Regions from separate parts of the Mus musculus genome. Here all the other regions are linked to region 1. The links are chromatin loops, found by intact Hi-C in ENCODE. Cell type or tissue: heart. All regions are shown on one strand.

What was found. Peaks named below come from ENCODE experiments on the same cell type or tissue, not always from the same donor. Only the 100,000 strongest peaks of a DNase experiment are listed, where the experiment ranks them.
Region 2: a loop joins it to region 1, with 8 times the contacts of the local background. A loop is called at or near these places in 10 of 42 quality-filtered maps.
Region 3: it touches region 1 in a loop (2.3-fold over the local background); 7 of 42 quality-filtered maps call a loop at or near these places.

What each region holds. Positions count from the first base shown.
Region 1 is chr11:8,662,401-8,667,400 of GRCm38, forward strand. Tns3 (tensin 3) reads right to left here and starts at 2,135. Exons shown (of 31, transcript NM_001083587.1): 1 at 2,079-2,135. In heart, a CTCF peak has its summit at 2,240; DNase peaks (open chromatin) are centred at 1,541 and 1,861; H3K4me3 peaks cover 2,518 bases; H3K27ac peaks cover 1,913 bases; H3K27me3 peaks cover 2,126 bases.
Region 2 is chr11:8,855,627-8,860,626 of GRCm38, forward strand. It overlaps Pkd1l1, which reads right to left. Exons shown (of 52, transcript XM_017314870.1): 42 at 1,410-1,530; 43 at 634-717; 44 at 1-85. Among named protein-coding and RNA genes, the nearest start is that of Gm36772, 59 kb to the left of the region's middle. In heart, CTCF peaks have their summits at 666 and 4,454 (motif pointing left); a DNase peak (open chromatin) is centred at 4,445.
Region 3 is chr11:8,587,737-8,592,736 of GRCm38, forward strand. The region is part of intron 3 of Tns3 (tensin 3); the gene reads right to left. Among named protein-coding and RNA genes, the nearest start is that of Tns3, 74 kb to the right of the region's middle. In heart, no CTCF peak of the experiment used is centred here; a DNase peak (open chromatin) is centred at 1,965; H3K27ac peaks cover 491 bases.

The DNA of each region.
Region 1 (5,000 bases):
CAAATACCCTCTTCCTTTGATATCTTCCACTCCACCTTCTTGTCTAGCTGACTCCTTGTCAGGCCTTGGCTATACCACGAGTATACCAGCTCCCCTGGAACCTTCTATAGCATAGTAACATATTTGATCTTGTGAACTATGAAGTCAACATTTGCAAGTAGCTCAGTTTCAAAACACAGCAGGCCAGAGAGACACTTTGTAAAAGCTAATCGATTTGCATTTAGGCATATGATGTTCCCTGAAGCAACTACTTTTTTTTTTCTATCTTCTTAGTGGTTAGGTTTCGCATCTGCTGCTGCGGATAGCTTTAGCAGCCTCGGCAGAGGAGCTACCCTCAGTGGAAGAACTGCTGCTGTCTGGACAAGCATTCAAAGCCAATTGCCAGGGAAGCAGCAGCAGCAGCCAGCCTGCAGGAGCCAGGCCATAGAACTCAGACATTGTGTCCCAGAATTCCAGCTACTCCTCCACATTTCAGCTTCATAAACAGGATACTTGGCATTTCTTTGCCCATATGCAAAATGGGTGTGATAATCCCACTTCCCTCTTTCTTCCAAGAATCATTGGGTGAGATGAAATAAACAACAGGCAAAGAGTTTAGTACCACTCAGCCAGAGGTCCTTATTGCCCTCTGTCATTCTTTGGGGGGGGGGGGGGCAGTCACCATGACTTTATCGGAGGTCTGGCTTCTTACCAATTGCCCCAGTTAGTTCTCCAGGACCCAGCAAATGCACCCCCTTGTCTGTGCCCCCCTTCCCTCACATAAACACACACACGCACACACACACACACACACACACACTCCAAGTCCTGGCCTAGCCTCCTACAGCTTCCAGCTGCAGCCATCCCCGCCCCCTTCCTGGTCCTCAGCACAGAAAAGCCTTTCTTAATACTTGTTGATTGATTTGCAAATATAACCTCATAGGCCCCAAAGAGGGAAGCAACAAAATCACAAAGACAGTCAAAAATCTCTTTTAACAGGCAAAAAACTAAAAGCACTTTTAAAAAGTATTCATATGAACAGACCAAAGCCTCAAGGAAATACATCAATATGTCAAAAGGGTTAGCTCTGATGGGGTACACATTATTACTATAGTAGCTCCTGTATTCTTGGTTTGGGGTGTCGTTTTGAAGCTCTATACAGTGGAGCAGAAGGCACAACTCAAGAAACAAAATTTGGAGTGGGCTGTGACAAAGCCGAGGGCGTTCCAATCAGTTGTGGTCACCCTAGATAGTGCGGTCTGCTGGCCCCAAGCCCTGGAGGGAACTTTTTGTGTTCAGTCACGCTAGAGAGTCGGGATCACCTGCTGGCACCGGCCAGAATGCCAGTTGGGGAAGGAAGGGGTTCGGGGTCTCTTTTTGCGGCATAGACTCTCAAATCGATCCAAGCAAACGTCCCCAGGGGCAGAACACAGAACTACACAGAAACCCCGGGGCCCAGGACCCTCCCTCCTACTTGTCAGCTACAGTGCCCGCGTGCCAGGAGACACGTGCCACAGGTGGCCCCCAGGCCTGTGCCTGCACTCGTACTCCTCCGAATAGTGGGAAAAGGCGGGATGAGACCCCTGGCTCCCAAGCAACCGAAAGGAAAGGAAAAGAGGCACACAGCTCACTTGCCTGGAAAAGGCGGGAGTAAAGTCCTGAGAAGTCTCATTGCAGCCCCAAGCGGCTCCTCCGTCTTCTCTTCCCTAACTGTCTCAGGGAGCAAAGTCCGCAGGGCCGGGGCGGCGATAGTGTGGTTCCGCCCCCGCCCTCCTAGCTAGGCGCCGGGCGCCGCGACCAGGACCCTGCCGGCCCCGGAGCTCCGGCCCGCGTCGGCCCGAGGACCTGGCTGAGCCCCAGACTCCCGATCGCCGCAGACCCCCTGGTCGTCCTCAGTCCTGGATCCCAAGCGCCCTTCCCGGGTGCCCCCGCGCCTTGTCCCTACACCCTCAACTGTCTCCGCGCCCAGGTTTGGTGTCTGCTCGGCTGCAACCCAGTTCCAAGACCCCGAACGCCCAGGCTCTGGAACCTGAGCGGGGGCCCCAAACAAAGAGTGTGGCGGCGTGTGGCTGCCCCTGCCCTGCTCCCGACCCTGGTACCTGGGCGAACCCGCAGCGCGGTCCGGCGGGGCGATGGCCGAAGCGAAGCTGGGCTCCGAGCTGCTCGCGGGCGGGCCCGTCCTCCTGGCTGGCCGCCCGCGCCCGCGGCAGGGCCCCCTCGAGGCGGCTCCGGCAATCGCTACGGACCGCCCGCGCACCGGAGCCCTGCCGGTCACCTGGTCTCATCTTCCTAACAATGTCCTGCGTTTCCAGGTGCTGGACACCCGCCCCCCGCACTCACCCCCTCGGGTTCCTGACCCAAGGGATGAGCTCTTTAAAATACCCTCCCACTTCGCTGGCCTCCCTAAATACCTCGGGGGCCCCAGTATTCTATAGGCTCAACAGTTCCATGTCTACGTAAGTGCACCTGGGGAGGGAGGTTCGAGTCCCATTCCTGCAAAACCAGTTTATTGTTTCATCCAGTGTGTCTAAGTGCTGTTTCTGCCAGGAGGAAGTCCTACAATACCCTCCAGTGACTTATTATCCCGTGGGGCTCTACGTGTATCAAGCAGCAGTCTCTAAGACAGCCCAGGATGCTCCAACAGCCCCTTCAACATCCAGAATTCACCAGGCAGGAGGAGATGATGGTGCTGGGTAGAAGTCCCTTGACTTCTTAAAGTGAACCTAGCAGGAGAGAATACGGTTGAGGCTGGCAGGAACACAGGAGAAAGAAGATCTCCTGAACAGCCTTTCTCAGATGAGGACAGAGCAAGATTTCTTAAGAGATCCCCAAGATTCGGATAGCTGGGCCTCTGTGTCCATTTTCTCATTGCGATCTCCAGGGAATGATGGCATGCCATTGCATGGTCTTTCAAACACGTCTGCATAAATGAGATGGAATTTCCATCAGTTTCTAGTGGACACCAGCAGCCCTTAATATCTCTGATTCCACTCCGGGAAAACACTCCAGGTAGCTTTAAAAGAGGGTAGAAATTGTATCTATCTGCTCGGTGCAGCCACTGTCTGAGGTTACCAAAACCTGTTCAATTCTTGCCATATTGTGCCTTCAAGAAAAAGCCAGGCTTGCCAGGAATGGTGGAGAAGCTGAGCTAGGAAAGTAATATCTGGTGGATCTGTTTACAGCGCAGCCTTCACAAACACTGAGGTGAGGCCCTGGATCCTAGGCCAGGCTAGAGGCCGGGCCACACCCTGTTTCCTCTCCCCCAGGTTTGGGAAGGCTATGCCTATCTCTGAGAAATGGAGACATTGGGAGAAGGAGATGTTGCCTGAGGCAAAAGCTTCCCCAGGCCCTGAGCCCCAGGCCCTAAGGAATGAAACAAGCATTTCCCTAGCCTCTGGGAGTCCCACGGGTCATGGGTGAGGAACAGGATGCTTGTAAAGGAGCCTTTAGAGGGGATAGGGAGGAGGTCACAGTCATTCTGCTAGAAAGGGGGACAAGGCAGGAACTGTTCCTTTGCCTTTGACCTGGTAAGAAAACACCCCCAAAATCTTAACTTGACATAGGTAAACCAAGTGGTGGGGATCAGAGCACTGTAAGGTGAGGATCCAAGACTATCCAGATTCCGTGCTGTTCTCTCAGATGTTTACCAACAGCCTACTCACTCCAGCCCTCCAGTCACTGGGTTGCCTTGCTTGGTCCCAGCTGCCCGAGGGACTGCAAGAATTTCCACAAGGTGTTCCAATCACCCTCCTTAAGAGCTAATGTGGGAAAGTACTTGATAGCTCAGAATAAGGAAGACCCCAGGCAAGGCTGGGATTCTGCATCTCTGTACCAGGAGCCTCTGCTAAGATCTCCCTACTCTGTTTTCCCTACCCAAACTAAATGGTCCCAGACCCCTGTCCCTGCCCTCCCTGCGGGGATAGTTCCAGTGTGGGATAGATTCTCTAATTAGATCCTTGTTTCTAGAACAGTGAAGTGGGGGCCAGTGCACGTAATGTCCGTCCTTACGTTCAATGCTAGTGTTCAAAAATAAACTGAAAAGAGAAACTGGACCATAGTATCTTTGAGCACCCCATGTCTGGCTGCTCCATGGTCCCTGCATCTTGTCTACAGGATGAACAAAGAAAACTTTGGATGATTGACCTGGGCCTGGCTTATGCAGAGCTGAGCACCATGGGGCCTCCTCACTTCACATGCCATGACTTTATATTTCCAAAAACTTAAAACAAAAACAAGGCATGAGCAATTATCAGCCCCCCAAAAGGAGATCATGTGGGGTCCCCCCCCCAGGCTTAGCCCTCCAAAAATGTCTCAGAGTTTAAAACAAAAGTGTCAAACCAATTTAGCTAAAGAAAAGTCTGCTGAACTGGCCCCTCCCTGCGGGTTCCCCCAGCAGGAGAGAGCGCTGGTGGGTCTGGTGCTGTACCTTCCTTTCTCAGCCCCCAACCCCAACCCCTCTGGGGCCTCCTTGACTCTTCCCAACTGGAGTCTAGATCTTCTTAGTAATTTTGTCCTTGCTATGGGGACTGTCTTTACCTTGACAAAAGACTGATAGGATACATTTGTATCTCTAGATGGATGACTTAATGCGCCCCCTTTCACTGAAAAGAAATTTTGCGTTCCCTTTCACTGAAAAGTAATGTTTCCAGACCTATTGAACAGCAACAGGAAACACATGAGAGGTGGCTGCATAGCCTGCAGTGCTGTGAGGCAGCCCGGGTTTGAGTGTGAGCACACTACAAGGTTTTGCCTTCAGAGACTGCTCACTATGAGCCTTCTTCTTTTCCTTCTGCCCCACAAAGGAGCAGATCACATTTTGACAGCACAGGCTTCACACTGCACCCCCCCCCCCACAGGCTCATCTCACTTTAGCTTATTTATTTAGATTATTTTTTTAAACAGGTCCTTGCTATGCAGCCCATGCTGTTCTCATCGTTCTCTTGTCTCTGCCTCCCACCTGTTGGTGGAGCACTACAGGCTGGCCCAGCCCTTGCCTACACTGTGTCTAGAGTTTCCTACAA
Region 2 (5,000 bases), 190 kb after region 1:
GGGACACATTTTGGTTCTCAAGGTCAAGGTCATTGCTGTGCATAGGAAGTACATCTTCCACAAGCTCTGAGAATGGTCTGGGAGGCTGGAGCACAAACGTCAATCAAGTAACCTATCAAGCCCTGCCCCCAAGTTGTCTGTATTGTGGGGCTCCCTAGCTCTGTCCACACATAGGTTCAATCCGATGATGTGATTAGGGACCCTGCTACTCTCAAGAACCATTCTGTAGCCTACTTATGATATTTTGGGTTCTATCTTAAACTGGAAGGATCTAGGCTATGCCTTCTGAAGGCTGAAGCTGAGGAGTTGGGTAGGTGGGGCTGGACAGTCTACAGAACATTGCACTAAGCACTGTGGAATAATGCTGGCTCGGGGCACCCTACCCCATCAGAAAAGAATAAAAGAATATCCCAGTATTCATATTTCCAGAAGAAAGAGCCTTCTTTTGCTTAGAATACCAATTCTAGAAGTGAAGAGAACAGTTCTGGGGCCGAATGCAGAGGGTGCAGGAGGTGGTCAGACTAGGCAGAAGGAAGGTAGGCCCTGGCATCTGGCAACCCCACACCACATCCCAGTTGTCTGAGGAGCTTAACTGATCTGCTGGGCCGTCACTGAGTCTCCCAGGGTGCATACCGTGCATGCAGTGCCAGCAGAAATCTTCAGCAGTTTGACCACCGGGGGGCCTATTAGGTGGCATTGCCCTCCAAGAGCTCCAGGCTGAAAGAGGCAACGTGTGACAGCTATGAACTTCAATTGGCCCCTGCAAAGCATGACTGACAAGGCTGAGGATGCACAGGTCCCTGCATCCGTGGAATCAGAGGTCCATCCCCCTTTTATCACTGAGGATGCAACCAGCACTCCCTCCCCAGCCTCCTCTTTGGAGAAGGAAATCATTCAGACGCCTCCCCATGAAGTTCACCTCATATGAATGACCCAGGTGCCTCCACAACTCATTGAATACAACAAAAGGAGACAAACTGGGACAAAGTGTTTCAGGAATAGAAGACAAAGATTGTATATTTTTCAAAAGAGGAAAGAAAGTGAAAGCTGAATAAGGGATTAGATAATACAAACTTTGGATCAACCTTGCCTTTTTCTGGAAGCTTCCCTAACGATGTTGCCTTAGCTGTTGGCTCCTCTTCTGCTCTGGGAACTCCTGAGCTTCTGTCAGGCAAGAAGCGAGCTAGCTTCTTCCTCAGTCTCACCCTGAACCCCTGTAAGTGTCTAGGCCCTGCTCGGACTGGCCAGCATTGACAGGAGGATGTGACTGGCTTAACATGGATTCCAGGCAAGAAGAGTGACAGGGTTCTTTGCCTGCCATGGCACTGGCGCCATGGAGAAGCCCCTACACTGCACTGTGGCTTCTCCCCACTGCCATATAGTGTCCGACAGATAGGAAAGGAACTTACCTGAGCCCCCCAGGCTCTAGCAGATGTTCTTTCTGGGTACAGCTCATCTAGCAGTGTGCTCAGCGTCCAGTCCCACCAGTCTTCTGTGCTGCTGAGGTCCCCCAAGGAGTGATTGGCCTTTCTTAATTCAAGAACAAAACAAAAAAGTATATATGAATTCTTAAGAACAATTCCAAGCAAGGGAAAAGTTGCCATTTTTTCCACCTCCACGTCTGTGGGAATTAGGCCAAAGGATCTGTAAGATGAGGTACAACCCCAGAATTCACTTTGCTCCTCAGCAACAGGCAAGAGAAACGGTGGGAAGCAATGTTCATTCATTCACTCAACAAACATTACTGGGCAAGTACTAAGTACCAGGCATTCTTGTAGACACTGGGAAACAAGACCAGATCCCTGTCCTGTGGGGAAACAAAGAAACTGTATATAGCTGAATATGCAGCCTACAATAACAGTTACAACTGATGATCTTTTAACTCTACCGTGGTCAAAATTACACCCGCCAACACTTGAGCTTTTCACTTGTAGCTCAGTATCCAATTCTAGGAGATGTTCAACACTTGATTACAAGGTAGGCTTTGCCTTAGGTCACCAAGTGAGAGTGGATGGAATGTTCTGAGCACTTTTGGTTAGCTGAGCATTAGGTCACTTGAGCCAGTGCACAGCAGCCAGAAAGCCTGGGACAGGCATCTCTTGACTTCATGTTCAGGGATACAACCTCAGAAGCTGGCAAGAGGATGCTTCGTGCCAGATAGTCTCTGCCCAGGTGTGGGGCAGGGACTCCTTAAGGGCTGTAATAACTTACAACCATGTAAGAAAGGTAGATAGACAGTCTAATCCAAAAGGAACCAAGGGCAAGGAAAAGCCTTCAAAATATGTTAATGGGGAAACAAATACTCTGATCAGCAATTTATATACACTGAACGTACACACATCCATCATCTCCCTCCTTAACCTGTGTAAGCAATAGCCCAGGAGCTATCAAGCTGACTTATTTTAGTTCCTTCTTCCTCCCTCCCTCCCTCCCTCCCTCCCTCCCTCCCTCCCTCCCTCCCTCCCTCCCTCCTCCTTTTCTTCTAGATTTCTATGTGTGTGTGTGTGTGTGTGTGTGTGTGTGTGTGTGTGTGTGTGTGTGTGATATGTATGCAGGTAACTGCAAACACCAAAAGAGAGAACTGGCCCTTCTAGAGCTGGGGTTGCAGGCAGTTAGTTATGAGCTGCTGGGCATGGGTGCTGGGAACTGAACTTGGGTCCTCTAGAAGAGCACTGTGCACGCTTAACCACAGAGCTTCTCCAGCCCCAGGTCCCTTTCCTTGAGTAGAGTTTGTCTCCTACCCATCCACTTATGTGTGTTGTCGTTGTTATTGTTATGGAGCTTAATCTACTGACTGCTCATTCTTAATTCCATACTTTTCTGAAAACTTGGCCAATCTTGTCAAATCCTAAGCAAGTGGGAGAGCTGCAGGGGACATCTAGAGGCTCTGATGGAGAAACAGCATTTCTTGGAAAGGAGGCAGAGTCAGCGTGAGAGGCACAAATACAGCTGGTAAAACCCTGAAAATATTCACAGCCCCAGGGAGAAAGCACTGTCCAAAGACACAGAGGGAGGGAGGCAGGGAGGAACATCGGCAGACAAGCTTACTGCACACCTGCCGCTAGGTAAGGCCCATATCTGTTTGAAAAAACAAGCTAGCATATGTTTAATGTCTATACTGAGTTCCCATAACACTTAAAATTGCTTTTAAAAATTTATTTATTTTTTATGTGTATGGGTGTTTTCTTTTTATGCACTTCTGTGTATCATGTGTGTGCCTGGTACCTTCAGAGGGCAGAAGAGGGCATTGGATCCCCTCGGACTACAGTTACAAATTGTTATGAGCAGCTCTATGGGTGTAAGAAACAGAAGCAGAGTTCTCTGGAGGAGCAGCCAGTATCCTTCACCACTGAACCATCTCTCCACACATACACACACACAAACACACCCCCACACCCACAGTAGATTTTGAGGTACTGGGGCATCAACCCAAGGTGTCTTTGCCCACATTAAGCATGTGATCTGCCAGTGAACTGCACCCTTGGCCCAAGCTTGCAGAATTTAGAGAAATGTTATCACTTGCCATACTTGCTCCCCGTTGGGACCACATTAATGAAGCTGTCAAGAAACACCTGCTGCTACCCAGAGCTCACACATCCCCACACAAAGGAACCATCGTGCTCCTTCATGGCACACTGGAGAGCAAGAGGTGAACCAAAGGATCCAACCATAGCCTGGTCCTGTGTGCACTAATTACAGCAATTATATCAAATGGGCCCACAGCTCCAGTCCAGCGAGAAGACCACTGGGATGGAGCAAGGATTTTGCCTCACCTCACTTGTGGCTCAGTTAAGTTTTGTTGACTTGAGATTTCATGAAGACTTTGAGTTCAGAAGTACTTCAAACACAAATTAAATGTGACACAATCTGATATTAGAGTAATTTTTTTGAAGACAGAAATCTAGAATCTTACTTATCCTAACTTTATAGAGGATGCTGCAGCAGCCAGGAGCAAAGGGCTGCCAGCCACAGGGAGCCAAGAGAGCACCCCTTGGATTCCATCGGATTCACTTTTCCTAGGCTTGCCCTGCCCCCAGAATGCTACAAATAACAGCCCCTAGGGACTTGTTGATTTTAAGGATTAGGACTGGGGGGATGGGTGAGGCAGAGAGGGTCCACTTTAAACATTCCATTTTGAACTATGACATATAAATATGGCAGTGAGGTCTCTATCCTTGTGGGAAACATGAGGCTCTAAGCCCACCTGGGTCAACATTTGGGAGGGTTACCTGAGTGTACCAGGTCCAAGAGTACAGGAATTTTACAGATGTTATCTCAGCTGGAATATTTGACAATCGAGAGGCATATGAGAAATGTCAAAGAAAAAGGAATTCGTGAAATGTGAGATAAAAATAAACTAGCCAAATCAGTGGTTTTTGTGTTTTGATTTCCATGTCTAAAAAAGGCCCCACATGGTCTCTTTGTTTTGCTCACAGCGCCCCCTCCTGGCATAATCTACGCACCTGTTCATACAGAAGAACTAAGTTGTCCAAGTAGAAGCTAACTGTGGCGTTGGAAAATGGGACTCAGAAACTACCATGTAGCTTCCCTAGAGCTTTAGCAGTCCTGGGATTATTGAGTCATGGCAAGTTCAAGTACTGGGGCTTCCAGGCAGTACCTTGCTAAAAAGTAATAAGAATAAAGGGAATGACATCTGGGAGTCACCATCTAGCAGGGTGCCTGTGTTCCTCTGCCTTACAGAATCTAAAAATATGTCCCTAAAGCAAAAAGGTGAGATGAATTGTTCAAAGGCAACACATTCATAAAAATGCTACAGAAATGAGTATTAAAATATTCCTTACAGAAGAGAAAGGAAACCCTGGAGTGTGTAGAGTTGTTCTGTCAGTAGAAAGTAAGCAATGATAATCCATATCGCCAGAGTCACACTGCCTTGAAGAAACTGCCCAGTTGGTAACTTTCACTGACTAAGGAATGTTCTAAATGTATCCACTCGTTTCATTGGGCATCCGAATCTCAGAGGTGTCAGGACCCCAAAAAGG
Region 3 (5,000 bases), 75 kb before region 1:
GAAGGCCTGTGAGTGAGTGGCACTTACACAGGGGGATTTGTGCGCTCCCCACACTGGCTTCATGTTCAGACTGTCTACCAGGAAAGGGTCCTCCCATAAGTAAAGGGCTGAGGTCCAGTCAAGCAGCACTTCACGCAAGCTTCTACCACAGCCACGCAGAATCTGAGAGTTCCATTTCAAACCATCACACAGTCTCATGGAGCTGGTCAAGTAGCTGATTTACAAGGACCAGTGGCTGATGATATAGAGAAAGCGTCCAACACCACAGAGGGATCCAGTTCTTATAAATAGATGGCTTTCCACAGTGGACGTGGGCCCTTTCAACCAGCATCTTAAATACAGAGAGCTACCCATCACATCTCCAACTCCTCTTGGGTCAGTAGTCTCAACCTGCTGTCACTCATTAATTCATTCCTTCACACACTAGTCATTCACAATGGTTAATCAAATACCATATTTCAGGACAGGACAGTCAACCATTAGTAAGAAATTGTAGTGTCTTCCGGAATACAACTTAAATCAGAACACTAAGGGAAATTTTCTTTCAAGACATTTTTGTACAAAGTGTCTAAGAATGATGTAATGTAAAATAAGTAAATAAATAAGAAGTAATGACAGCGCAATGGTTAAGAGCACACACTGCACTCAGAGAGGAAGAATCTGAGTTCAGTTTCAGCAGCCATCTTCCAGTTACTGCCTCTTACTTTAGCTCCACAGGATCCAACACTCTCTTCTGGCCTCTGCTGGCACCTGCACTCACATGTGCATACACACAGACATGTACAAGGACTCATAGTGAAAGATAAAACACGTCACTTAAAAATTAAAATAAGGGCTAGGCGTAGTGGTACATGCCTTTAATCCCAGCACTCGGCAGGTGGATTTCTGAGTTCGAGGCCAGCCTGGTCTACAGAGTGAGTTTCAGGACAGCCGAGGGCTACACAGAGAAACCCTGTCTCGAAAAAAAAAAAAAATTAAAGTAAGGGCTGGAGAGATGGCTCAGAGGTTAAAAGCACTGACTGCTTGCTCTTCCAGAGGTCCTGAGTTCAATTCCCAGCAACCACATAGTGGCTTGCAACCATCTGTAATGGAATGCAATGTCCTCTGCTGGTGTGTCTGAAGTCAGCTACAGTCTGAAGATGAGCTCTCATGAAGATGTACTCACATACCTAAAGTAAGTAAATACATCTTAAAAAAAAAATTAAAGTAAAAGTTACCATAATTTTTATATCTGACTAGTTAAATCTTTATTTCATATATTCTGCAAAGAGTCCCCACCTCACACCATGTGACATTAACCTAGCATCCAACACTTATCATCCACCAGTGTCCTCACAACGCTGTCCAGGCCACCTCTGTAGGACATCACACTCACAAGCCACCTCTGCTCCACCTCATCAGTACTCCAGGCCTAAGATGTCCCCAGTAAAGGACCCCACAGAGGGGTTAGAGAGGGAGCAGAGGGCTGGCCTAGCAGGTGGGGGTTCTGGGTTCAAAGTTCAGCACGGCTGAACTGAAACAAACAATAAACATGCCCTTCACTTCTCCTCTCCTGACCCCATTCAAGGCCTTCAAGATCAGAGCCTCCAAAGGATCCACCAGCTAAGCACGGGACCCTTCAGATTCAAAGGAGGGCAATCTACAGTAAGACTGGAATTGCAGATTTTTACCCTACATTCTACATTCCATTCATTCGGATCTTCCAGCCTTCCTTAAGGCTCAGCAAGTATTTATTGTCCCTAAGATCCGGTAAGCAGGGAGATGCTTAGTAACAGGAAGACTAAAACCTGTAATCCTCCAATGTCCTCCCCTGCTCACCCACCCACTTGTTCAGCAAGTCTTGGGGAATTCTCCGGTGGTGAGTCAAAAGTCTGGAAACACACAAAAATGAATTCAGTCGGCTGCCCCTGGGAGGTGGAAATAAGGAAGCTCTGGGCTCTTTCTGTGTTCAGGGGACCGTGGGGGTGGCCACTTCCTGAATCCTTGCCCAAAATTAACAGCTTTACAGAAGTGGCAGAGCCTTGTCAACAGAAGCTTGGTTTCGCAAGTTAAAATGCGGAGAGGACTGGTGTGTGCAGTCAGTTCAGCCCTGCTTCTAAAAGAGGTGTGTGTGTGTGTGTGTGTGTCTGTCTGTCTGTCTGTCTGTCTGTCTGTTGTCCCTGTGTAGGTGGGGTTGTTTCTCTTCCAAACTCTTACTCTAGAAGTGGCTGAAGAAGAATTCAGTGGCAGCAGGACAGAAGAATTCAGCGGCAGCAGGACATAAACCTCTACATGGAATACACCCCATCTAGAGGAAGGTCACCCTAGAGACCACCACGAACTGGCCCCGAGCACATACAGTCATGACCAACCACCAGCTGGCTGTCCAGAGGCACACCTGGCAACAGCACAGGGTCGTGTTGGGGGGGAGGGGGTGGCTGGGAAGCAAAGTGAAGTATCTGAAAGTCTTATAAGGATGAAGACACAGGGGCTGGAGAGATGGCTCAGTGGTTAAGAGCACTGACAGCTCTTCCTGAAGGTCCTGAGTTCAAATCCCAGCAACCACATGGTGGCTCACAACCATCCTTAATGACATCTGACGCCCTCTTCTGCTGTGTCTGAAGACAGCTACAGTGTACTTACATATAAAAATAAATAATAAATAAATCTTTTTTTAAAAATCTGCTTTGCTTGAAAAAAAAAAGGATGAAGACACACAGAGATAACCTAAGGACAAGCCTATAAAGATACCACCAAGGTCCCCTGCCCAGGCAGGACAGAGAAGTACTGTTAGGGTAGGAGAAGGTGCTCAGAATACCTCTCCCCACCTAAACTTCGGCTCTGGAAGACAATACTGGGAAGATACTAGAAGAGCCCTGAGTGGACCAGAGATTCTCAAGACTTTCAGAACTTCTCTGACATGTGCGACATGTGCTTCCTTGGTAGGTTCCACCGTTTCTCAAATATGTACAAATAACAGCCCAGGGGGCCTCTCCGTTGGGTGTTCCTCTGCCTGTGCCCAGCCTGAGGGGCTAGAGGTAAAGGAAAGAGTGGGTAGATAGACTCCCTCACTTGTAAAGACCGTAAGTAGGGGGCTGGAGAGATGGCTCGGTGGTTAAGAGAACCGACTGCTCTTCCAGAAGTCCTGAATCCAAATCTCAGCACCCACATGGTGGCTCACAACCATCTGTAATGGGATCTGATGCCCTCTTCTGGTGTGTCTGAAGATGGCTGCAGTGTGCTTACATATAATAAATAAATCTTTTTTAAAAAGACCACAAGTGGAATCTGGAAAGAGAAGAAACAAGAGGTGTCAACGGACTAGGAGGCAGTGACATGGGCCTAGAAGTAAGGGAGACACCCATAAGAAAGCAGAAATCAGGGAGACACTCCTGATAGGTCAAGTTCTAAATATGAACAGACGCCCCAAAGCAGGATGGGCAAGACGTGCATGGGGGAGTTGGGGAGGGGGTTGTTGAATGAAATGTTAGCTCACATGGGAATCTTCCAGAAAGAAGTCAGGCCCTCCTCGTAGGAAAGGCAGTGCCAGCAGCAAAACACAAGGACAAGTTCACGTCAGGACCCACTGCTTCTGAGGCCAGAAAGCAGGAGGGATGGAAGGCAGAGCTAAGTGTGATTACAAGAATTTTCCCAAGCTGATAATGAACACGGGTAGCTAGCTGATGAGGCAGGAGGTTGTGTTTTCATTATGGAAGCCAGCCAATGTCACCAATCAGCCTTTTGCACCCAGAAGCTGCAAGACCAGTCAGGCCTGTAGAGAAAAGCCAGATACTGGGGACCACACAGCACTATCACCAATAAGCAGGGTTGGACTGGAAAACCAGAATGCTGGCTAGCCCCTGGGCGAGTAGAGAGGTTCATACATACAGTGGGGAAAGACACAGATACACACGGACACATGGACACACAGACGCAGACTTAAACCAATGCACCTCTGAAAGAAGGGGACAGAGGTCTGCTCTTCAGGAACTTGCAGGAAACCCTGGCCTGCGCTCAGGTGAGGAATCTAATCCAGGCAGTCACCCTGGCTGCGGAATCAATGGACTAGGATCACAAAAACCTTCCTGGAAACAATCTAGGGCAAGGTAGACAGACAACAAGGGGGATCCTGAAGATCAGGGGAAAGAGCAGCAGGCCAGATGGGCAGTACCACAGGCAGCCTGGCAGAAGCCCTAAGATGCCACAGCCCAAGTGCACTGACCAGGACCTCTGACTCCAGTCTCCAGAAATACCCAGGTAGAGTCCTCTAAATGAGAGGAGCAGACAGTATTCTCAAGAAGAACTGAGGAAGCACACACAGTGCCCTCTCTGGCCTCGATGCAGGCTGGCTGATGCTAATGTTCTCTAGCACTCCATGAAGGGGCCTGCTCACCATGCCTCAGAAAACTCCCCTCTCTTCAGGTGTCTATACATAGCACATCTTGAGGAACAAGAGCAAGTTCCCGCAGAAGCCACAGTCCTGGGCTAACAGGGGGCTGAAGTCCTTTTCACAAGCCCAAAGGGAAGCTTAATTTCACAGAAGACCTCTCTAACACGAGCTAGAATTAGAAATCAGACCTAGGGTTTTTATTTTTTTTAATAAAGGTTCTAAACTTTTTGAGACTGTTCCAGATAGCAACACAGAGGAATTCCCATTATACAATTCTGATCTCAACAAAAAAGACAAGGCCAGAAGAAATGAATAAGACACCTTATCACAAAATTCACATATTCAGAAGGCAAAAAAATATTCACCAAGTATCTTCATTTGAGGAACAGGTGCTCATCAATAGCTGGTCTTGAGTTCTGTCCCCCTCCTCTAGACCCAAACACTAGAGATAGTGCTGTGTGGTCCCCACTATCTGTGGGAGCCCAGGGCAAGTGGCTTGTGTTTGTTATTCTCATCACAAAAATGGAATCTGTTTTGATATCCTCAGTGCCCCTCCCTCACTGGTAACCTGTCTGCAGGAGGTCAGGTGTCACCTACTGGCCTTCCCAACTTCCCTGGTCAATATCATGCA